Regions from separate parts of the Homo sapiens genome. Here region 2 is linked to region 1. The links are chromatin contacts, found by Hi-C in ENCODE. All regions are on one chromosome and are shown on one strand. The core of a region is the stretch at or near the end of the contact, and the rest is flanking DNA. Distances in the headings are between cores, read along the strand shown. Region 1 holds the start of HNRNPK (heterogeneous nuclear ribonucleoprotein K). Region 2 holds the start of CEP78 (centrosomal protein 78).

Region 1 (6,012 bases), core at 405-2,904:
AAAACTTGATTCTTCATTTTAGGGTTTCACAATTCAAATGACTGCCTAAAAAATACAAAATTCAAGGGAGCCTGGTTTCATTTTTTGCTAAGTTAGAACAATAACTTTTAGCCACTGGATTAAGTCCCACCACAGCAATGAATTGTTTTATACGGCACATTCCCAAAACCCTGAAAAGATAAATGTCATCCACAAAGCATACATTTATGAAAAGTTACAATGCATCTTATTCACTGGGAAAACTAATTTTATATTAAAACTTCCAATTGCTTTCCTATTTCTTTCGACTCATGCTTGAAGCGATCTTATGTGACATCTCTAAAGTTTACAAATACAACGGCAATTGCGAACACATCCAACAACCAGAACAATCTACCGGAGGGATAAATCCAAAAATCTAATATAGGACCAGACCCAAACTACCACAATACCAGTCTATTATTAATCAGCGAAACAAATGGAGCCCTTGAAAACTAACAGTCACTAGCGGATTATTTTAAATTAGGCTTAAGGGAGTACAACACAACAATCATGCCTGTAACACGAAAACTAAAGTGTCTACGTGCCAAAACGGTCGATAGGACTACAAACAGCCTTTTTAAGCTTCCCTCTTGTCGGGACTAGGAGTTGACAAGCGGCCTCTACTAGAAGGTTGGCTAGACAGCAAAGAGCCAACAAGCGAGGCACATTTATGCCTCCCATTCTCCCATACCGTTGGTCGACTTATTGCTCTCCTAACGACAACTGAAACGACATCCTTCCGGCCCAGCACGCAATTTCTGAGGTGTGGTGGGAGAAGAGTTGGATAAGAAAGTTTAAGCAAAAACAGCAGGGCTTATCTGTAAGAATAACGTTGCCGCTTGCCGTTCACCCTTCGGGTCCTGCAGTCACTAGTCCCCAGGCCTCAAAAATCCGCTAAGTATGTGCTCCACTGGCCGAGCGCCAACGCGCCCTCCCCTCCCCGCCTCCCGGCACCGAGATCAAAAACAGCCGGGTAACAGGACGGGAAAAAGCGAAAGTCGACAGCAGAAGCACCGCACCTCTCCTCACCCGGATCCGACAGGAAATGGCGGCCCGCGTAATGGCGACTACGTGCTACTAGGCGGAGCCGAGCGCCGACCCCCTCCCCCACCCACCACGCGGTCCCGAGGTCTCATCCCCCGCATCCTCCCCCCACTGCCCGAGACAAAGCCATCGAGGCAGCCCTGACCGTTCCATCCCCGCCGCTCCAGCTCCGACCCCGGGCCGGGAGACCCAAGGTGAGGCGGGGCTCACACAAAGAGAGCGGCGGCGCGACCTTCTCCCCGCACCGGCCTCCTTTCCTCCACGAGGTCCCTAGTTCCCAGTGCCACATAGCTCCAGCTCATCCTAGAGGCACATGCCTCACGAATCCCCAAGTCTCTAGGACCACAACGCGGACTGCGGATACACGCTCAGGGAAATGGCGGAGGTGGGGGAGGGGACACCGGGCAACGTTCCCACTCGGAGAAGCGGCCAAACACCAAAGCGGCTCCCAGGACGCCTCCCTCAAGCGGAAAAACTGGGCTCCGACCCTCACCTCCACGAGCCGCTCCCCCAACCCGGCTCCTCACCGCGCGAGACTGCCGTCCCTCCGCTGCCGCGCCGCCTCAGCCGGTCGGAGCTAGACAGAAAACGAGCGCAGGCTCCCCTCCCCCGCCTTCTCGCGTCCTCCCCGCCGTCGCGCCCTATTGGCTGCCAGGGCTTCAGCGATGGTGCGAGGGCGAAGCGATTGGCCCGAGGCCACGTCAATCAAGGCGACGGAGGAGGCGACAACCCCGCCTCCCGCCAGCGCCTCCCTTCGGGCTGGGAGGCCACTAAGGGCTCGAGAAAACCCGGGCTTGGGAAAAGTAAACGCAGCCTTTCAGGGAGCCCCAACCCTTACCCGAATCAGCAATACCCAAGCTCCAATAACTCCAATTACCTATAGGCCGCGAACAAGTGGGACACAGGCAAGACGTCGAGGTCGGTGCAGCAGAGAAACAGAGGATAATGGCGTCTGCAGTGCTGTCGCCTGGAGCGCCCTCCTCCTTTCTCGTTCGCGCACTCACTAGCTGGGGGGAGGGGCGGCTAGGGGGCGAACCTCTCGCGAGATCTAACAACTGCCTAGTTCACGCGCACAGGGAGGGGGCGGGGAAGGGGCGTTTTCCAGCCCCGAAGGAGTCCTTTGGGGTTGGAGGAGGGGCGCGAGCGCGCGGCAAATCGGGCGGGAAGAGGTAAAAAAGGAACTGGGAGCGCGCCGCGGCGGTTCCTGTCCTTACAGTTGCGCTGCCCAGGGACCGATGTTGCGCGAGGAAAATGCGGGACGCCCAGGTCGGTGCTCGGCCCAGACTTATGCCCGTGTTTTCACAGCCCACACTCGTGCCCGAAGCCCCTTACCCCGCCCCGGGCTGTGGTCTGTGGGCTGTGGGACGAGCTGCGGCGCGGTAAGTGCGGGCCGTCTGCGTCCGCTGGGCCGGGCCCACGCTTCGGAAACCCGTTGTTTGTAATGGTCCGGGGCGCCCGTCAGTCAAGGCCGGGCCCGGGGGCGCAGCTGGCGGTTCTCGGCCTGCCTTGCGCCGGGGCGGGAGCCGGGGAAACGCGGGGCGAGCCTGGGAGTACTGGAGAACTTCTCGCCGAGAGGGCACAGGCGGTTTCACAGGGCTCTCGGTTCTGAGACTTTCCTCTTGGGTAATGGGACCTGAGATGGAAGTATTTTGTAGTGTCGTCGCTGTAGTTTATTCCGATAAAATTTTTAGGCAATATGTATTGCCCTTGTCTCCTAAAATGAATGCGTATCGCTGAATACGTTGCAGACCTCCACGTTCCATTCAAAGCGCCTGCCTTGTGGCAGTGATGAAAACAGACAAAAACCCTTGCCCTCAAACGTGCTCCTGTTCTAGCGGGTTCAGCGCACACTTGCATTGTATTCGGTTCCTTACTTTTAAGGCTCCTGTGCCAAGCTTTCATGACTTCCTTTGTTAAGGCACATAAGGTCACTTTCAATCGGTGACAGCCCTGGGAAATCTCCAGCCCTGGTAGTACCCGCTTTCCACATCCTTACTCGTCAACCTTCCAGCCTCCGCCCACAATCCCAAACTCATTTTGAAGCATAAAGGTGTCATAATCTGCACATAAAGCGAAATCCACCATTGGCCGAATACATGCATATATTTTAGTGTTGATGAATTTGTGCTGATTCATTCCTGTTATAATGTTTCCTTCTTGGGTAATTTGCAAAACATATATACCAGCATTCTTTTAAATGGCCATGATTGCATCCACCCAGCATCTTTTACTTGACTGATTAGAGGAAAACTCTTGTTAGGGCGCACTGAGGATTTCATGACAAACACCAGTATTTACATTCTGGGAGGATACGTTAACACATGCTGTTAGAACATAATGTCCGGGATTGTGGAATTTATAAAAGTTCTCTTTAAGTGATAATATAATTTTTTAAATGGTCCCCACCATGAAGAGTGTATAGTCTTGTTGGGTAGGTAAAACTTAACTCGCATTTCAGTTCTAAAACACAAAGTTCAGAATTTTATTAAATATTCAAAACTGATGAGTTTATGTAGGGGCTTAGGATACTTGGATTATAGAGATTTAATCCGCCAGTTAGTATTTGCAACATTTAATTGAGTTTGTCATTTAAAACCTGAGACATGTCACTGACACTAATATGCACAAATAGCGGTACGGTAATGATGATGCTGTGCTTTCTTTCAAATTAGGATTTATGTTGCAGTCATCATTTTCTTGATAAGGAATGATGAGTGGGAATCACAAGTAAGCAGCCCTATATAAGAACCTCTTCCGGCCGGGCACGGTGGCTCACGCCTGTAATCCCAGCACTTTGGGAGGCCGAGGCGGGCGGACCACAAGGTCAGGAGATCGAGACCATCCTGGCTAACATTGTGAAACCCCGTCTCTACTAAAAAGACAAAAAAAAAAATTAGCCGGGTGTGGTTGCAGGAGCCTGTAGTCCCAGCTACTCAGGAGGCCGAGGCAGGAGAATGGCGTGAACCCGGAAGGCTGATCTTGCAGTGAGCCGAGATCGCGCCACTGCACTCCAGCCTGGGCGACAGAGCGAGACCCTGTCTCAAAAACAAAAACAAAAACAAAAAAAAAAACCTCTTCCTCCCAGTTTCATTGTCCAGACTGGACCCCGACTGGTGTAAATTATTCATCCCCTCTAGATGCCATTGTGGGATGGTTGCTATTTTTCCCCCCATTTGATTTCTTCTTTACGTCTTTTTAATTTTTAGGTTTGCTCTTTAAATAACAGGAAAGTCTTTTTTCTCCATCCTTTTATTCTCTGTTTGAAATTAAGACTTTTCAACCCAATAATTTTATACCTGTGTTCATTCAAGAACTTAACAATACATTCATTGACTCCAGTCTTGTGTAATTGGTACAATGGTGTAATGGTGTAGTGATCACTTTGGACTCAGTGAATTTAGACCCAATATTACTTAGATGGGGGATTTACTTTAGATGGGCTAATATAATTGAGAATGTACACTATCCAGCTGCATTATTGTTTAAAATAGTATTTATAACTACTATTTCCTGAGTTCCCCACTGTGTGCTAAACGTTGTGCTGGCAGTTTAATACTTTTTAGAGTTCTTTGAGCAAGTTGTTAGTTATCTTTGTTTTGTGAACGAATGAACTAGCACTAAGAGAAGCTAAGGAACATATCCAAGGTCACATAGCAAAATGGGGTTCCAGATTCTCTTTCTGTCTTTTCCTTACTTTAGGTTATGGAGGATCCATAAAAATCTCCTCTGATTACTTCTTCTAATTTCAGTCATATACGGTATAAATTTTTCCTCCCTAATTTTCGGAGTATCTTCTCAAAAATTCCAGGATTACCTTGAACTCATCCTCAATGAATTAAAATGTAGACTTACCTTTATTGTTTAGATGAAGATAATGGAACTGTGGAGTAGATTTAAATATTCGTTAGTGCTTTTAAGTCTCAGCTATTGTCAGAATGACACACGTAAGGTCCAAAAGGATGACACTCCTGCCTCGCTTTTTATTAAAAAAAAATTGGAATATATGAGGCTGACTGAAAATTAATCTGTAAATCAAATATGCCTAGACCTTCGTGGTAGGTGATAAAATTTTCCCACTTTATTTTCTTTTGTTCAGTTCCTGGCAGTACAGATCTAGAATGCAGATTAGTGTGGTCAGCCAAGTTTATCATTCATACAATGCTAATCAGCTTTCTTAAAAATGTTTTTTCCTGATTATAAAATTAATGGGGATTAAGCTGTATGTAATTTTATATGTGTTCTTTTTCCCAACAAAATGTGAATGTATTTCTTTGTCATTAAATAATTCTTAAAAATGGTTTCTTTAAAGATTTCATAGCTTTTCATTTCATGGTGGTAGTGCTATGTATTTAACTTTTTTTCCCATTTTGAACATTTTGTTTTTTTCAAAATATAAAAACTCAGTGGTAAACTCTCTGCCACATAAATCTTTGTCTTTATTTATTTTGTTACTTATTGATGCATAAAAGATGTACATAGTTTTGGGGTATATGTGATAATTTAATATATTCACTTAATTTGTAAAGATCAAATCACAGTACCGGGGATATTATCTCCTTAAATATATGGCTTTTCTTTGTCCTTATTTATGATTATGTCCTTAATTCTGGAAAGTAAAAGAAGTGGATAATATGGTATGAACATACCTTTTTTTTTTTTTTGAGACTGAGTTTCGTTCTTGTTGCCTATGCTGGAGTGCAGTGGCGCAATCTCGGCTCACTGCAACCTCTGCTTCCTGGGTTCAAACGATTCTCCTGCCTCAGCCTCCCGAGTAGCTGGGATTACAGGCATGTGCTACCAAGCTCGGCTAATTTTTTTGTATTTTTAGTAGAGATGGGGTTTCTCCATGTTGGTCAGGCTGGTCTGGATCTCCTGACCTCAGGTGATCCACCCGCCTTGGCCTACCAAAGTGCTGGGATTACCAGTTTTGAACATCTTTTTTTCTTT
Region 2 (5,948 bases), core at 2,502-5,001, 5.7 Mb before region 1:
TTTATCCCGAGAGCAAAGGGAAGTCATAGAAGGATTTGCAGAGGAGGTGGTGGCGGCTGCAGTGTGGAGCATGGATTGGAAGGCAGCTGAAGTCAGAAGAAAGAAGACAAGAAAGTTTACATTTGGAACTGTTTTCCCTGATGAAGTAAGAGGTGTCCTGTTCAGGGATGTAGAATGAAGTGTTATGGTGTATTAGTCTGTTCTCATGCTGCTAATAAAGACATACTTGAGACTAGATAATTTATAAAGGAAAGAGGTTTAATGGACTCACAGTTCCACATGGCTGGGGAGGCCTCACAATCATGGCAGACGGCAAAGGAGAAGCAAAGGCACGTCTTACATGCGGCAGGCAAGAGAGCTTGAGCAGGGGAACTCCGATTTATAAAACCATCAGGTCTCGTGAGACTTATTCACTTTCACAAGAACAGTATGGGGGGAACCACCCCCATGATTCAATTATTTCCACCTGGCTCTGCCCTTGACATGTGGGGATTATTACAATTCTAGGTAAAGTGTGGGGACACAGCCAAACCATATCAAGCAGCAACATGAAAAGAAAGAAGGAGAAGGAATTGGAACAACCACTGTGAGTAGCCACAAGGAAGGTAATGGGAAAAAGAAATGGGGACCACACATCCGTTAACATAAGACAGCTTATGTTGTTGGCCAGGTTGACATTGCTCTGTGCCTGGATCCATCAAACCTCACTGCTCTGGAAGCAAGTACAGAGAGGATGAATGTTAGAGATAAGCAGATGATATGGCATTGTGGTTCTATGGAAAGGTAAGTGGGCTAGGAAGTCGGGGTATAACAGTCTGGATTGACTGGGAGTAGAGTACAGTGAACAAGTGCTTAAATGATACCATTTACCTGTATTCTACTCAAACACTCACTCACCAGATCCCCTGAAGGAGGAGAGCTCATCTCTTATACCACCCAGTAGAACGTCCCTCCCAAGTCATGCACCTGCAATGAAGCCAAGGCATTTTGTCTTGGGCCAGGTGTGAGCCTGGTTTGTCAGAGGATCCCAGAGGTGCCACAGAGAGACAGTTTTCATTCAGTGTTCAGGGAAGTGTGTGGGTGAACCCACCAGATGCTGAAAGGAGAACTGGAGCCATTCTTTTTTTGAAGCAACTATTAAGTCATAATTTAACTGAAGCAGAGAAGAGATTATCAGGCAAGCCTTGAAAGAAATCTTGCCACACTAAAAATAAGTAAGCACAGGAAACATAAATTTTAAATGAATATGTTAAATGATTATTAATATGAGGAAGACTTCTCTGAGCTGCATTCATAGGCAGTGGCTACAGGGTGCTGGCAATAGCTTGCGGGGATAATAGGGAAGAATGTTCCTACAATTAGTCATTAGTTAGCACTTTCTCTGTGCTAACACTGTGCTAGGCATAGGGAATGTAAGCATGAATGAGACATGGTTCTTGCCTTCAAAGGGCTTTCAGACTCTGGAAGGAAAACCATCTAAAAAGATGTTTATCATTGGATGTTCTAAGTGTTATGCTACAGGGATGTCAGGGAGCACAGCAGTGAGGTGCTAAACAAGCAAGGGAGGAGAGATGAGGGTTAGAGAGAAACAGGCTTTCTAGGGAAGGTGCCCCAAACCAAGGCTGGGAAAAGAATGGAAGTTAGCCGACTAAATAAAGGAGCAGCCTATGAAAAGACCCAGACAGCAACAATAGGACATCAGAAAGTTCAAGCAGTTCTGTGTATCTAGAGAAGACATGCCAGGAAGAATGTAGCAAGGAGAGAGACAACAGAGATAGTCAAATTATGAAGGAGCTTGTATGTCAAGCTACGTGACATAGATCTGACACTGAGGGCAGTGAGAAATCTTGGCTTTCTAGGGGGCAATTTAATGGATGAAGAGATCTATCTGTGTTAGAAGTAATCTGCCTAGAGTGGGGAAGTTAAGGCTGAGCAGAAGACAAGAACACCCAGAGAAACTGTAAAATGTCAGAAGGGGTGAAAGCTGAGGGTAGAAACCTGACGAACAGCAATATTTAGAGTGGATATGCAAGAGAAGCCAAAGAATGAGACTGAGAAGAAGAAATTCGAGAGGTAAAGAAAAAGAAATCAGGTGGCTTCATGGGAAACAGGGAGGAGGGAGCTTTAAAAAGGTAATGGACACTACATTAATTGATGCTGGAGACTAGAAAGAAAATGGATAGAGCAACAAAGAAATCGTAAAGTTGGAAACAATTTAAATTACCATCAACAGAAAAACAGACACATTACTGTATGTTTCTACATGGAACTCCCATATAACAACAGGGAAAATAAATGAATATCTCTATATGTCAACACGGATGGACCTAGTAAAGGTAACGATAAGTAAAGTAGGAAAAGAAAATATAGAATGTTATATACTGCTTACTTACATATGTAGCAGAAATATAAAGACATACATTGCAACGATGAATACCAAGTTCAGAAGAGCAGTTATCTCAGAGTCAGAGAGTAGTCGTGATTGGGAAGGTGGTTACACAAAGCTCTTCAACAGGAATGGTAATGTTTCATTTATTAAGCTGGTTTATGAATATACAAGCGTTTACTATATTAAGATTTGAGCATGTCGCACATAAAAATAATTGGTGACCATATCTCCGGAATTTTAGAGACGCCTGCATATGTGTGTTGGAAGTAAGTTGGAGTATCCGGAATGCAGTGGGTGGAACAGGAATGCAATAAACACAATGTCTAAGGCTCTACCGGAGGACTATCATTGCTCTAGCAATTGCATACCAATAGAAGGAGAGGTCAATTATCTGGATTCTTCCACTTAGCTTCCACTTAACTTCCCCGTTCCTCAGTTTCCCCTTTTGTAAAGTAGAATATAATAGTATATTCCTTGAGATGTTAGGAGAATGAAATGATTTCATACTTAAACATTGCTTAAAATAATCCCGAGGACATTATTTCAAATAAGTACTAGTTACAAGGGAGTTAGCCAACATCATCGTCAGTACAAAACAAACTGATTCACAGCAAACACAATAAAGTCCTGAATTCATGAAACACTCTTCAATTTGCCAGGAACCGTGTGAGATATGCAGAAACTACAGAAATTAAGGCTTATTTGTAGATATTAACACAGACATAAAAGATTTAATGACCGCAGTTCACGTTCAATCAGCCGTTCCCACATCCCTTGAGTGCAGTCTCTGTGCTGGCTGGACACTGCAAGCACAGACACATTCCTCAGATGTTTAGACTTTTTTTAAAAGTGCGTTGTTACATCCACATTTCACTTTTTATTTTCTTTCTTTTTTTGAGACGGAGTTTCGCTCTTGTCGCCCAGGCTGGAGTGCAATGGCAAGATCTCGGCTCACTGCAGCCTCCGCCTCCCGGGTTCTAGCGATTTTCCTTCCTCAGCTGGGATTACAGGCGAGTAGCTGGGATTACAGGCGCCCGCCACCATGCCCGGCTAATGTTTGTATTTTTAATTGAGACGGGGTTTCGCCATGTTGGCCAGGCTGGTCTCGAACTCCTGACCCCAGGTGATCCGCTCGCCCCCGCCTCACACAGTGCTGGGATTACAGGCGTGGGCCACCGCGCCCGACCACACATTTCACTTTTATTCGGATCGATCAGTAAACTCTTTCGCAAACCCTCAAACTCTCCCGACCACTATCTCAGGTAGCAGCGAACTCACCCGTCCTCAGGAGGCGGGACCTGCGTGCCGACGCACAGCGAGCACGTTGACGTCTTGGCGCACCGTTCCACGGCACCGCCCACCGGCTTGAATCCCGGCGCCTCAGAGGACTATGAGGCGGGCGCCAACTGCTTGGGCCGCAGGGCGGGAGGCAGCGCGGGAGTGGGGCGTTGAGGGGCCGGCCTAGCTTGGGGCTCTGGCCTTGCGTCTTCCGACCGAATCACCGCTCCTGAGCCCGGTGCGGGGCTGCCGCTATCGCCTGGCCGTGGGTGCCGGAGCGGCCGGGTTGCGACTCAGCGTTCTTGGGTGGGCGCGGGCGGCGTCTCCGCGGCGGGCATCCCCCGAGGCCGCCCTCGGGCCATGATCGACTCCGTGAAGCTGCGCCGCGACAGCGCGGCGGACTTCTTCTCCCACTACGAGTACCTGTGCGCGCTGCAGAACTCGGTGCCGCTGCCCGCCGTGCGCGCCTGTCTCCGGGAGGGCGTGCTGGATTTCAACGCCGACCGCCTCCGCGGGGTGGACTGGGCGCCTCTGCTGAGCACCCTCAAGATCAATAAAGACCTGCCCTTGGTCTCCATCAAGAGCTTCTTCCAGCCCTGGCTGGGGGACACAGGTTTGTAGTTCCCGCCTCCAGGGCCCCTCAGTCGGTGCGGCGAAGTGGGTTTTTAGGTGAGTGGTGTCCATTGTCGGGGTATGTGTGCAATAGAAGGGGTGTGCGGCCTGGACACTCACGAGCTAGGTGAGTGGCTTAAGGTCTCTAGGGCTTCAGTGTGCTCATCCGTAACATGGGCTTAATAACGAGACCCAGGTTATGTGCGCCTTCGCAAGGATTCCCTGCGCTGCTGATGCCTGCAGAGCTCTTAGCACAGTTTGGGACATCATTAAACATTTGACAGATGTTACCTATTTTATTGAATGACTTTGATTTGCCTGATAGAGAACTAAGCAGGTAGGAAATTAATACATGTCAGCCTTTGTCTTTTTTTTTTTTTTTTTTTTTTTTTTTTTGAGACACTGTTTCACTCTGTCGCCCAGGCTGGAATGCAGTGGCAAGATCTCGGCTCACTGCAACCTCCGCCTCCCGGGTTCAAGTGATTCTCCTGCCTCAACCTCCCGAGTAGCTGGGATTACAGGCGCGCGCCACCATGCCCGGCTAATTTTTGTATTTTTAGTAGAGATGGGGTTTCACCATGTTAGCCAGGCTGGTCTCGAACTCCTGACCTCAGGTGATCCGCCCGCTTCGGCCTTCCAAAGTGCTGGGATTACAGGCATGAGCCACCGCGCCCGGCCTGTCTTCATTTTTTAAGGTGTATATAAGAAGTTTGTAAAGTGCTTTACAAATACAAGCCATTTGTAAATGTATAGTGGTATAATTAGGGATCCAGACTCTCTGATTATTCGGAAAATATGTTAGGTCAACTATGATATATGACAAAATGCTGTTATTCCTTTGAGCACTTAGCATTTTCTACATAATGGAGGCAGCTTCCTATAGACGCTAGCTAGGTAACAGGAAGGAACAGTTTGTGCAAAAGTTTTGGAAATAGGAGAGAGTATGCAAGCTGAGTTACAGGACTGGAATTTAGGTTTGAGAAAGAGCAGAGAGAGTTGAGGCTGGAAACCTTGTGGGGGCCAAACAGGGAGGGTCCTCGTTTGTCCTGTCATAGAGTTGGATGTTTATCCTGAAGGTTTTGGGAAACCGCTGTAGGATGATGAGATGGAATTTCCGTAGGAGCTCAGTCTAGCCTCCATATGGAAGACAAATTAAAATTGGAAGGATGGTGAATTGTAATCTAATGGCCCAAACTAAGGTATAGAAAAGAAGGGCTGGGGCCGGGCACCGTGGCTTATGCCTGTAATCCCAGCACTTTGGGAGGCCAAGGCGGGGGGGTGTGGATCACCTGAGGTCAGGAGTTCGAGACCAGGCTCACCAACATGGTGAAACCCCATCTGTACTAAAAATACAAAAAAAAAAAAAAAAAAAATTAGCCGGGCGTGGTGGCGGGCACCTGTAATCCCAGCTACTTGGGAGGCTGAGGCACGAGAGTTGCTTGAACCCAGAAGGTGGAGGTCGCAGTGAGCTGAGATTGCACCGTTGCACTCCAGCCTGGGCAACAAGAGCAAAACTCTGTCTCAAAAAAAAAAAAAAAGAAGGGTAGGATTTCAGATATCTAAGAGAATGGATGGGCGTGGTGACTAGTTAGAAGAGGGGGGCAGCAAGTATGGGTGACAGTTTACAGCAGCGTCTGTAAGTGAAACACAGCAGCGTCTTTCCATGACA

Evidence for each region. Hi-C counts contacts between places; a loop is a spot of excess contacts on that map. Pooled maps may share reads with other maps.
Region 2: a loop to region 1 is called in a pooled map, with 10 times the contacts of the local background. The contact joins the promoter of CEP78 here to the promoter of HNRNPK in region 1. A Hi-C loop is called at or near these places in 8 of 50 pooled maps.

Annotation. Positions count from the first base shown.
Region 1 is chr9:83,978,561-83,984,572 of GRCh38, forward strand. It overlaps HNRNPK (heterogeneous nuclear ribonucleoprotein K), which reads right to left and starts at 1,655. Exons shown (of 17, transcript NM_031263.4): 1 at 1,593-1,655. RMI1 (RecQ mediated genome instability 1) reads left to right here and starts at 2,245. Exons shown (of 3, transcript NM_001358291.2): 1 at 2,245-2,331. RefSeq lists enhancers at 929-1,088, 1,909-1,958, 1,918-2,425, 1,999-2,058, 2,189-2,258 and 2 more and silencers at 1,629-1,768, 2,579-2,658.
Region 2 is chr9:78,232,324-78,238,271 of GRCh38, forward strand. It overlaps CEP78 (centrosomal protein 78), which reads left to right and starts at 3,752. Exons shown (of 17, transcript NM_001330691.3): 1 at 3,752-4,280. The coding sequence starts at 4,028. RefSeq lists an enhancer at 3,481-4,150 and a silencer at 3,776-4,145.